2 separate regions of the Mus musculus genome follow, and region 2 is linked to region 1. Evidence: chromatin loops called from intact Hi-C (ENCODE). Cell type or tissue: left cerebral cortex. All regions are shown on one strand. Each heading gives the region's core, and the rest is flanking DNA. Links, peaks and the distances in the headings are about the cores only.

Region 1 (5,943 bases), core at 1,296-3,795:
TTCCCCTAATTAGCCTACTCGGAGGAAAAACTTAAATGTTCATATTCTCACAGTGTCCAGGGCTGGACAGCTATTATGGATGAGTTGGTTGCACTTCGATCATCAGAGAACCCTTCCTGTAAGTGCCCAGGCAACCGATCCCCACTATGTCAGGGCCCAGCAGGGAAAGAGCTTGGGTCCCCGTCTTCTGCCCACAGCCCTGCCTGCCAGCCAAGACCATGAATCAAAGTCTCTGACACAAAGTCATGTTATGAACCCTGGGCTTCCTATAGAGTTTGGCTCACTCCGGGCTGATCTCTAATAAAGACAAAGGCCAGGGGACAGAAATATCTCTCTTCTTGCTCCTGGCAAATACCATTTCGATCCTGTCTCCATCTCAGTGTCCAGAAAATTGGATTGGAAACGGGACATCGCCGGGGAGTAAATCAGATTAGTGCTTCCTCCCTCGCAGCCTCCAGCAGGCCTCTCATTCTGCTGAGCACGTCTCTCATTTATATGAAGTTGTTTATGACCCCCCTGTGTCACAGAGACGTTTCTAAACCGACTGAATCAGTACAGGCAGTGGGTGACCCTCCTAGCCACGGAGCCTAGAGGATTGGGCTTATTGGAAAATACTGCCAGTGGCTTCATTTTGTCTGGAGAAATGTCTGTGTCCTCACAGCTTTCGTATAGCTGGACACTAAGTGACCTCAGGAGAGCCCCCATCTGTCCCTCACAAGCCACTTGGTGTCTGACAGTGGCCCAGGCCCCAGAGCTGACTGGAATGGGACCCTGAGTCCTGGTTCAACACAGGTGTTTCCAGAGTCCTCTGTGTGGGCACTTACAGAGAGGATCATCTGTTCTCACAGGAACCCATCTGCTGACAAGAAGTGTCGAGGAGCAGGCAGCGCAGCTGTGTGCGACAGGAATAAGGAACTGCCCTGATGGGTGTTGAGGTTTCCGGTTCCTCCTGAGACCTTTCAATTTCCAAGAACTTCTTGGAGTGTTTGGTCACAAGATGCAGACGGGCTCTGCTTGTTTTCATGGCACAGATGCTTTTAAGAACAGAGCTTTGCACACTTCAATGTAAAATTAGATTCCAAAAGCCCACAGATGGTTCTAGAGCGAACTCTCCTTAACCCCACTCCCAGGTCAGCCACAGAACCAGGACCTCACGCATCAGGGCATGACTCTACCACTGAGTTCCACCCCAGCTTTCTGAACCCCGTTGGAACCTTGGGTGTTTCTCCAAAGACACAGGAACTCACCCAGTCCCCATGTTGTGTGCACAGAGCCCCTCACTGTTTCCCTGATTGCGTTTGCTGTCTTTGTAAGTTCAGAAGTATTTGGGAGGCGGAAGCTGACAGCCCTCCACACCCCAGAGGCCTGAGTCCGGATGCAGAAGTCTACCTCCGCTCACTTCCTACTGGCTAGATGGCCATGGGCCATGGCATATCCATGCCTGACACCACAGAGAAGGCTCCCATGAAGTCAGGAGGCTCCGTGGTGAAGCAGGAACTGGAACTCGAGGAGGTCCCAAGGAGAGAGTGGAAACCAGGGTTTAAGTGCGGCCATCTGGTCTCCCACAGGCCACGCCCATCTTTCTGACTGCAGCTTCTACAGCTGGTTTGATTGTTCTTGTGGTCCTCATTATCCACTTCAGACTGAATGACATGAAAGTCTCCGGGAGTAGACAGACACAGGCATCCAAATATCATAACATTTTTTTTTCTTAGACCAAATAACAAGGCTGCTTAGGCTTTTTAGCATCTAAAACTGTGGGTTGTGATATCATTGTATTTGGGTTAAATTTATTTTTGATTGATAACTCCAATGTTATTGTGCTTAGCTCTCAGTGTTGGGCAAAAACCCAGGGCTGGTGTAGACTTTATTTATGTCTGATTTCTTTGTGAAACTGATTCTTTTCTCGTGCCCTACTTTTAGGATTTGAATTTTAGCAGAATTAATCTGAAATGACTCAGAATTATACAATTAATTGCATTCAGCTTCAATTATAGTTTGCGCTAGCTGAGCCAGGCTATTGTCCTCCCTGGGGCAGGCACTTGCACATGGCTGTCTTGGCAGGTGCTAAGGCCCTGTGGCTCTCCCTTCAGCATGCCAGCTTCCTGGGGAAAGTTGTTCAGGGCTGACAGTCTTCTGCCAAGTACATTGAGAGTGGTAAGGACCCAGGAGTGCCACGGGGCTGTTGACATCAGATTCTTTTATTATGGTATAGGGGAAAACAGACTGTGATGTAAAGGGTGGAGGAGTTAAGACTTAGGTAGGTATTGTGGGTCCTGTTATCACTGACCATGGCTGGGGTCAGAGAAAGAGAGGGGCCTCCTCTGAGCTCAGAGGAGCCAGAGGATGAGACCAGGTAACAAAGGGGCTTACAGAAGGGAGGTGGGAATTAACAAGAGGCTACAAAATATTGAGTGCGCTGTGGAGAGAAACATTCTATGGGTGAATCAGCTACAGGTCTGGGCTGCTTCTGCTGGGGTGGGGGATATCTTTAGATCAGTGTGCTGAAGTCAGGGACAGCGTGTCTCCAACTCCTGCTCCTCTGGAATGTTCTTATTTTCTTCGCAGGCTGACTTCATTCACACTGTCTATTTGGCAACACATGACCGAATTGGGAGCCGAGCTCTTTTTGGCAGGAAAAGTTCATTAATTTTAGTTGGCTCTCCCCACCCTTCACAAGTGTGCCTGGGGGGTGGGAACTGCCTCTCATAATCACACAGACGCCATCCCTTGCCTGGACTTCTAGGTTCTAAGATGGTTCTGTGTGTCTGGCTGGGGGTGGGTGCTCTGAGAAAAGAGAGGCCCCCAAGAACGTTTCAAGTGGAGCCGCCAGGAAGATGGTTAAATGCAGAAGCATTTGTGAGTTTATAGACCAAGAAAGATTATCCTAGTATCTCTGATTGTGTAAGCGCTGATCCACTGTGCCAAGCTCACTCATCCTCACCGACTTATAGCAAACAGCCTGCTGTGGCATTTGGATGAACTGGGTTCTTAACGTGTGGGTGGGAGATTTCCTTCCACTTGGAATCCAAGACCTCGGGGCTGGAAGAAACCTAAGCGCACGCTGCACTCTGTTCATGCCTTGGTGTCTGGGTCAGGCCTGCAGAGCACAGAGTTCATAGAGACCTCTTTTGGAGGCATGGCTCTCCTCATCTGTTTGCCTTCCCCATGCTTCCCTCCTGGTTTCTCTGTGTGGCACTCCAACAGTGTCCTTCCGAAGTTCATGTCCATGTGTCACCTCACAATGTGGCCGATCTCTATTCAGACATTATGGTTGGTTCCTGTGAGGTCTCTCTAGGTGGACACTGGCTCTCAACTCAGTGGCCGTGACAATACACAGAATGTAGTGGAGATGGCAGAGGTAGAGGTTGGTATGATGCATGTACGAACCAAAGAATGCCAGGAAGCACCAGAGACTGAGAGGGAGACAAGGAAAAGATCCTCTCCAGAGCTTCAAGAGGGGATCAGCTGAGTCAGCACTTGGATTTCAGGCATCTCGCTTTGCAGAACTAGAGAGCAACGACGCCCTGCTGTCTAAGCCACTGGTGGGTAGCCTTGGAAACTATTAAACATTCCTTTGTACCTCTTCATCCTCTCTTTGTACTTTTTGATCAACATAAGACATACATTACTGCCCACTCTAAGTGTGCCTATGTCCAACCTATGTGTAAGAGCTGTAAAAGCAGTTTTCAATTGATGTTCTAAAGGAGGTTCTATAGGAGGCCATGATCGATCGATCCTCAAGTCCAGAGTTGATAGTGCTCAAAAATCCCCATGCTCCCTCCATGGATGGCGATGAGCCTCAAGCACTGTCATCCTCCATCTACACGGTCGTATGTGAGCTAGCTGTGTGATCCCTCTGCCCCTGTCTGAGATGGTTTGGGGGCTGACTTTGAAATAAGTAAGTGAAAGAAAAGCGAAAGAAGACAGAAACTAGAGAATCCCCCCACCCCCACCCCCTTGCTGGCTTGCTTTCCTTCCAGAGTCAGAGGCAGGGAGCTGGCTTGAGCAGAGCGCTGCTGGGCTGCAATGTATGTCCAGCCTATCTTGTTGCTTTGCTGATGGTCACACCACAGCATTGGATGAATGCTCCCTGTGGTAGAAGAGAGACACAGCGTAGAGAGGTGAGAGCTGGCATGGAGTTATTCCGGTGGTTTATGCTAGCCAGGACATCCCGGGTATGCCTTGATTGACAGCTGTTCTAGGTGTCTAGCATGAAGTGATCACACCTGAGAGAAGTGCTTTAGATTTTGGAGCTTTTAGGGTTTAAAAAATGTGCCTAGACTTTATGGTTTGAGCACCTGTAATGTGAGATTCTCCAGAATCCAGAACTTCTTCAATGTCATGGTGGCGCTTGGTATTTTAGATGTTCACAGTAGAGCTTCTGGTCTTACATAGGGCTTCTTAGTGTGCAAGGCTAGACCATCTTGTGGTTGCTGCTGATGTTAAGTTGCAACCAAAGCTAGCTAAGCACCCAGCTCTAGAAATCTCAGTAACTACTGACCAGGACCATTAACTAGTCAGGGAAGCTGCCAGGGTATGTTGGACTCCTGTGGACATCAGTTGTCTTTCTGGGATGATGGGATGAGGCTCAATACCTTCGTGGGTCTATTTTATACATAAGCTCCTCTGCCCTCTCTCACTTGTCAAGATGGCCTGGAGCAAGCAGCCTGACACCAGTGTCAGGCTTCCAACCAAGCCATGCTGGGACATCTATGATTTCTCAGTCAAGTCATCACTGGGATTCAAAATTACCTGCTGGGTGAGAACATACCATTTTAAAACTTGAAGGTTAAGAGACAGTATTGAAATAAAAAGAGAGAGAAAGAAAGAAAGAGAGAGAGAGAGAGAGAGAGAGAGAGAGAGGAAGGAAGGGAGAAAGGGAGGAAGGAAGAAAGGAAGAAAGAAAGAGAGAGAGGGAGAGAGAGAGAGAGAAAGAAAGAAAGAAAGAAAGAAAGAAAGAAAGAAAGAAAGGAAGGAAGAAAGAAAGAGAGAGAGAGAAGCACATGTTTTAGAAGCACACACAGTGGTAGTGCCCCTTTTATCAGAGTCTTGAAGTCTCTGTCTTTAAGACGTTGGAAGAAGGTTCTATGTGAATTGTTGCAGACATGAAGTCAACTCCTAACCTTGTAGTTAGAAAAGGCTAAATACTGGAAACTGTTGTCGTAAAAAAAAAAAAACCCTAGCAAAATATTCTATATGTGTAGGACCCCCCCCCCCTTTAAGATTAGTTGTGTCTTCACAAGTTTGCCTGTTGACATTCCTGTGTTATATAATAGCAAACAAAGAACAGGGCAGGAATGGGAGGAAGGAATACCTTTTAAATGCTGACTGTGTGCCCAGCCTTTGACATGCTCATTTCACCCCAACTTATAGAGGAGGGATAGGGGCTTGGAGATGTAAGATAAATTGCAAAGTTTGCTATGGTGCCAAGGAATGGAGTTGGGATTTAAACCTAGACTTTTCTCACTTATATTAGTTGCCCTGGCTACACAGCATTATGTATTATATTTTATTATATATTTCATATATAATTTTTACTTGTTCTCTACTGTGATAAAATATATGACAAGCAGCACTATAGGGGAAGGAGGGTTTATTTTAGCTCACAGACACATTGCAGGGAAGGCACAGCACAGAGTAGGCTCCAGCAGGCCCTGCCCGCATAGCTCCGTGTCAGCTAGCTAGGCCCTACGTATAAAAGGTATCACAGCCACCAGCCGGAGGCCAAATGCTCAGGTTCATGAAGCCTTGCTGGGGGGTGGGGAATTATACAGTTGAAGCTATAGCACCACATATAGACATATGTATACAGACACATAGGTACAAGGTAATCTGACTTCACCAGAAACGCCAAAGAACACGCTGAGATGCTATATCCAAAGAACAGCCTGGAGAGTACTCACCAAAAGGGCACACGGCGTTCTCCATCCCTGTTAATAA
Region 2 (5,943 bases), core at 2,123-4,622, 71 kb after region 1:
CTGCTCCCCACTTAGGGGAGGAGGCCTGGGGATGACTGCTGGAGACATGGAGGTGAAGAACTTGCCCTCAACCTGCAAACCCCTACAGCGTACCCAGTGAGCCTCAAGACTCTACTGGCAGTTCACCCCACAATTTCTACAGGGCAGATTTCAAGAATTCGCTCTCAGCAGGGCCCCTCTGCTTCTGAGATGCTTATGTAGCAATTTAATATGCAGCTAGGTATGGAGGACGTTGGCTTGCTCAAGATCAGAGGTGACAAAAGGCTGCAGTATCTCAACTTGTCCCACATCCATCCCTTTCCCTGTGTATGCGTGTCCATGTGTGTGCATACGTGTACAGTGTCTATACAGGAATGTTCACATGCATGTTGGGCAAGAAGTATCAAGTTTCTTCCTCAACTGCTTCTCACCTTACTTCTTGAGAAAATTACTCGCTGAACTGGGAGTTCCCATTTCAGCTAAACTGGCTGGACAGGGAGCCCCAGGGATCCACCTATCTCTGTTCTCTCCAGCTCTGGAGCACCCGACTTTTAGTGTTTGTGTATAACACACAGCTGGGCACCTGTGTGCCTGTGTGTCTGTTTGTCTGTCTGTGTCTGTCTCTGTGTATCTGGGTGTATATATGTGTGTCTGTATCTGTGTGTGTGTCTATCTGTCGGTATCTGTGTGTTTATGTCTGTGTCTGTATCTGTGTGTCTGTGTGTGTATATGTGTGTGTGTGTGTATCTGTAATCTGTCTCTGTGTGTTTGTGTCTGTCTCTGCCTGTCTCTCTGTGTACATCTCATATGTGTGTGTGTGTGTGTAGTTTTATATGTGTGCTGCTGGTGTTTGTGCCTGCACACATACATGGAGATTAGAAGGGGTTTCGAGTGTCCACCTCCATCACAACCAACCTATTCCTTTGAGACAGGGTCAGGTTTTCTGGGCTGTAGCTCCAGCTCCAGCCCTCCTCCAGTCTCTGCTCCACTCAGAGTTGGGCTTACACAAACACATGGGATGCCTGGCTTATGTGGATGCTGGCATCCAAGCCCCAGGTCTTAGATGGTGCAGAAAGTACTCTCTACCCCTGAGCTATCTCTCCTGCCCTGCACCCAACATCTGTCTGTGTGTCCTGGGAATCAAGCTCAGGTCCCCGTTTGTACATTGAATACTTTACCAACTGAGCCATTCAGTCCCTGCTTCCTCTTTTGAGGGCTATAGTTTGTAAGGTTTCTCAACCAAGGCAGGTCTTTGTTGTAGCCTACAGTAAAAGTTATTGAGTGCCATAACTATTATGATCTCCCAAGTGAGAATCGTTGAGGAGGAAACGGTTTGAAACAAACACTAAGCTTGTGGGTCTGCTGCTGCAGCAAGGTTAGTCATTAGCAGCGGTGTTAAGAGACAGAACTGTTCAACGCCAAGCCCAGCCTCTGCTTTTATCAGGTCTGGAGCTGAGATTTTAAAATTACATATGCACGGGACCTCTTAAAAATTAACATCCCTGGGAAGACTCGGTGCTGACAGCTTTTCTCTATGACCCAGATGCTACTTGCGTACTGTGTGGCGTGCCATGAATCATATAACCCAGTTCTGATGAAGTGTGTGTGTGTGTGTGTGTGTGTGTGTGTGTGTGTGTGTGTGAGAGAGAGACAGACAGACAGACAGACAGACAGACAGACAGACCCTCTCTCCTCCTTACTGCTGCAGTATAGTCTGGTCATTTTCCTGACCCTTGCTAAAGTGTTCTCCCCTTTCCTACTTCTGAAGCTCAATGTGTGTACTGAAATTGAACCCTGCATGCCTCCTCTGCATCGTTTTGATGCAACGGAACAGTGAGATTCCAGAGCCGACCCCTTGGGAAGCGTGTAACCAGGGTAAAGGACCAGGTTCATTGCTCACACTCACAGCTGTGAATCTCTCAGAGGTGCTAGGCCTTGGTTTTATATTCCTCAAGATGGGAGACTTGCTAATCCCTGGGTGGGCTCACGGATAAACAAGAGTGAACCTACAGCATCGGAAGAGCTCTCCAGTGAGAGGGAGGGGTGGCCATCTCCATCTTTATGTGTTAGTGTGCTGGTGGCCGGTCTATGCTCTGTTTGCAGTTATGAGCACGTGAGACTTCAAGGCCGCTTTGCTAGGTGGAATGGGTGCCAGTGTGAGAGAAGTCTGCCTTTAGTCAGGAAGCATTCCAATGAGCAAATTACCTGACAGCGTGGCATGCTTAATGGACTTCAGGGCATTTTCAGGGAAGGCCAGTGTGCCCTCCTGTGGAGACCAGGCTCTCTCCAGGGCCCACACCAAGGCCCTCATTGGCACACAATCATAGCAGCAGTTAAACCCTCTTATCATCTAGACTGTCATGAAAAGAACAGTACCCTCCCTTCTGACCGCTTCAGCATGTCTCTGTTCACAGGCAGACGCACTAGGATGGTGTCTCCGGAGCTGAGTATCTCCCGTCACTGCGTCACTGTGTCACTGTGTTTCTGCACCACATCTTCCATCTTCACACTTTCACTGGGTTTGGGTCTGTTTTATGACCCTCTGCTCTCATTTCCTGTTTGTTTTGTCTGTTCAGACTTCTTTCCCTCCTGGAAAGCGGCTACCTGGGCAGGCATATCTGTGATGTCAAACACATGCTTCAGGCGCGAAGTACCTTTCTGTTCCGACTGAGGGGGCCAAACGATGTAACAAGAAAAGCAAATGCTTCTTGGGGTTCTTTTCCGTGGTTTCATGGAACCGTTCGATCTTAACAAGAACTGTTAACTTTCAAATGAAGTTTTTTTGTTTTTCTTTTTGTTTGATTTTTTTGTTTGTTTGTTTTGTTTGTTTGTTTTTTAACATCAGAGAACTACACTGTGTGTGGATCATTCTTTATGTGAAAGCTGAGTTTCCTGGCCCTGGGTGGAACAGACCAGACCTGGCTCTAGGTGGCACCAATTAAGAAAGAGTGAAATGCAGAAAACAGGTTTTGAAAAGGCCACCACACTTGGAAACAGAAATACGCCATTTCTCCTGCAAGGGTGAGGGGTGGGGGGAGGGTGCTCAGGAACAGGGAAAATGGCATAATCAATTTAATCAGGTAAGGCTGCCATCTCTTGAGAAACCCAGCTTGTGCCCCTCTTTCAGTCAGGGCATCACTGAGCTCCAGTTTGTTGCCAGGAAGACGAAGTTCTTCCCTCCTGGGAATTCCAGGCCAGCAAACTTTTGGAAGTATCTGTGGCAGCTTGAATGCTGCTATTTAAGGCCTGATGAAGAGGCAGCTTGGAGAAAAACCTCAAAAATAAATACTCTGATTCATCATTGTTGTTCAAGCTTTCCAGCCATCAGAGCCAGCCCTGGGCTCCAGAGACAAAGGGTAACATTCACCAGGAGCTGTTCAGCCCAGTCAGGAGCCCTGGCAGCGGTGAGGAGGCGGACAGGGAGGCAGCTTTCTGCAAAACCCGGCTCGGGTTGGGCCGGTGTGGAAGGAAGGCTAGAACAAGACAGCCGTGCCGCTAGGGTTTTGCTCAGTGGAGGAGGAATGAATCAGCCAGAGATGGAGGTCCTCCCAGAATAGTGGACCATGTTATAATAGCCCCAGGCGGGCAGTGGATTGGGTAGCTGGCAGCAGTTAGTGGGGCTTCTTCAGTGTCAAGCAGCCAATGACAAAGTTCTCTGCTGTCTGCAGCTATGTAGTGCAAGGCTGGTGGCGCGGGAAAGTAGGAGTCTGGCATTTGCAGATGGCTGACACTGGGATGGAACAGGGGGTTAGACTGTGTGTGACCTTCTCAGCTGCTCTAGCTTCGGGTCCCTTACTCCTCTGCATCCTCATCTGCTGGAGAGACCCCAAACCTCCCGTGGTGTGGAGATTGACTATGATTTACATGCAGGTGTGTGGTGAAAGGTCATCAATGTCCTTCTGGTTGGACCTCTAGACTTGACACTTCTTGGGTGTAGTGCATTTCTCTGTCCCTCCCGAATCTCTTTTCCTGGTTAAGAAAAGGACAACCCATGTGTTGAGTGACCACATGGGCAAGGTGTGTACAGGTGTCTATGGGACTCCTACCAACATAAGAAGCAGATCTTCTTCTTCTTCTTCTTCTTCTTCTTCTTCTTCTTCTTCTTCTTCTTCTTCTTCTTCTTCTTCTTCTTCTTCTTCCTCTTCCTCTTCCTCTTCCTCTTCCTCTTCTTCTTCCTCCTCCTCTTCCTCCTTCTCCGCCTCCTCCTCCTTCTTCTTCTTTTTCTTCTTCTTTTGAAAATAATTAGAATTTTACTTGATTATTTATGAATTGCAACAGAAATTCCAATTCCTAAAACCATCTTGCTGATGTACTGCAGGTTTAGATGCATTTAAATACTTGTCACATTGGGAATACCAAAAGGGTCGATTGATATGATAGCTTTGGGTTGTAGAAACAACAACATAAGAAGCAGATGTTCTTACTTGTTCTCGATTGAGTTCACCGGTCATTGCAACGCTAGTTGCAGGGGATGGTGGGAGTTTATCAGAGACTGTGCAATGACTGTCATCTTTGCAGTGGCTCAAGTAAGGAAGTTTGATAAAGAATGGTGCAGAGAGTGGCTTTTAGAGCTAGGTTCTAATCTGCCGCATGCTGTTTTCCCACCGATGAGATAAGCAAAGTCGGCTGCAGATTGCAGTCATGGAGGTTCGTAGAGTATGCTCCTCCAGCTCCCCTCTGCAGGCTCATCTCCAGGCTTCTTAGACCGGCTACTATGCCAGGAGCTTCAGGGGGTGTGGCCCCTTGCTAATATTGTTTCCTCCAAGGCGTATATTGATTTTTGAAACAAAGAACAGTTGGCTGGGATCCAAAGCTAGTTTTTTTCCTTCTAGATCTGGATGTGGAAGAAAAATAAATACCTTCCATCTTCCAAACCAAGATAGCCCCAGAGAAGGCAGATGACTGTTACAGCCAAGAGAAGAAATTACACAGCCTGCTCAGAGCTGAGCTCCCAAGCCGCTTCTTACTGCTCTGGGGAAGTACACCAAGTCCATGTGGCCACCACTAGGAAAAGCCACCCAGGTTCTTCTAAAGTGACTGGGTGTACCAAGGAAAATTAAATAAAAACACTTCTCCTTAGTGTCACGGATACAGAACAGTGTCCTGGAAGTTGCGGAATGTCACAAGCTCTATAAAATGTACAGTGACATTGTTTAGAATATGAAGCCCTGCTTCTCAATTTTCACTTAACAACCAGAGTCCTGAGTGCAGATAAGACCCTAAAAACGCTCCTAGGCCCCCACAGCAAGCAGATTTTCAAAGATAGATTGACCACATTTGTTCTGTGTGCGGCTGATAATAAGCCACAGGGTGGAATCCCACAGCAGGGGCTGGTGACAGGCATTCACAGAGGCACTGAGCTCATGTTACAATTATTATGGTTCTATATAAAGCCACGGGGGGTGGGGGGAGTCATTTCATGCTCTTAAAACTTACTAGCTAACATTTAAGGAGTTTGTGCAGAGCAGGCTAAGCTCAAACATTTTCTCCTAAACTTAAAATTATTACAGATAGCCGTAAGGAAGTGTTCTGTGTAAGACAATGTTAAAAATAGGATTTTTTTTTTTTTTGGTTGCTTTTCTTAATGCCTAGGATTTTCATGATGTGGTTTGTAGTTCATTTCCCTCGGGTTATATTTAAATAGCATCATCCTGTGCAAGCTTAGGATGGGCTTCTGTGGGTGTGTGGTGGTACAGTGTGGCCTAAGGAGGTTCCCAGCACAGAGAGAGATGGGCAGATAGGAAATCATGGGCAAAATCTAGAGGTCACATATAATGGTACCAAAAGCAGCTCCCCCCCCCCCCCCCGCGTGCTTCAGCCCAGGACAAACTGTATATGTGGATGCGATGCGAACCAGGAGATGGTAATGGGACTAAAAACTCTCACCTAATAAGGTTAAAGCCAGAACACATCAATCACTGGTTTGGGATGGCACTTTGTAAACATGTTTCATCAGCCCTATTA

What was found. Hi-C counts contacts between places; a loop is a spot of excess contacts. Peaks named below come from ENCODE experiments on the same cell type or tissue, not always from the same donor. Only the 100,000 strongest peaks of a DNase experiment are listed, where the experiment ranks them.
Region 2: it touches region 1 in a loop (3-fold over the local background); 5 of 42 quality-filtered maps call a loop at or near these places.

The regions. Positions count from the first base shown.
Region 1 is chr11:108,218,322-108,224,264 of GRCm38, reverse strand. All of the region lies in intron 2 of Prkca (protein kinase C, alpha), which reads left to right. Among named protein-coding and RNA genes, the nearest start is that of Gm11655, 48 kb to the right of the region's middle. In left cerebral cortex, for the core only: no CTCF peak of the experiment used is centred there; DNase peaks (open chromatin) are centred at 1,404, 2,032 and 2,636; H3K27ac peaks cover 2,142 bases.
Region 2 is chr11:108,148,028-108,153,970 of GRCm38, reverse strand. The region is part of intron 3 of Prkca (protein kinase C, alpha); the gene reads left to right. Among named protein-coding and RNA genes, the nearest start is that of Gm11655, 22 kb to the left of the region's middle. In left cerebral cortex, for the core only: CTCF peaks have their summits at 2,283 (motif pointing left) and 3,482; DNase peaks (open chromatin) are centred at 2,237, 2,396 and 3,388; H3K27ac peaks cover 2,281 bases.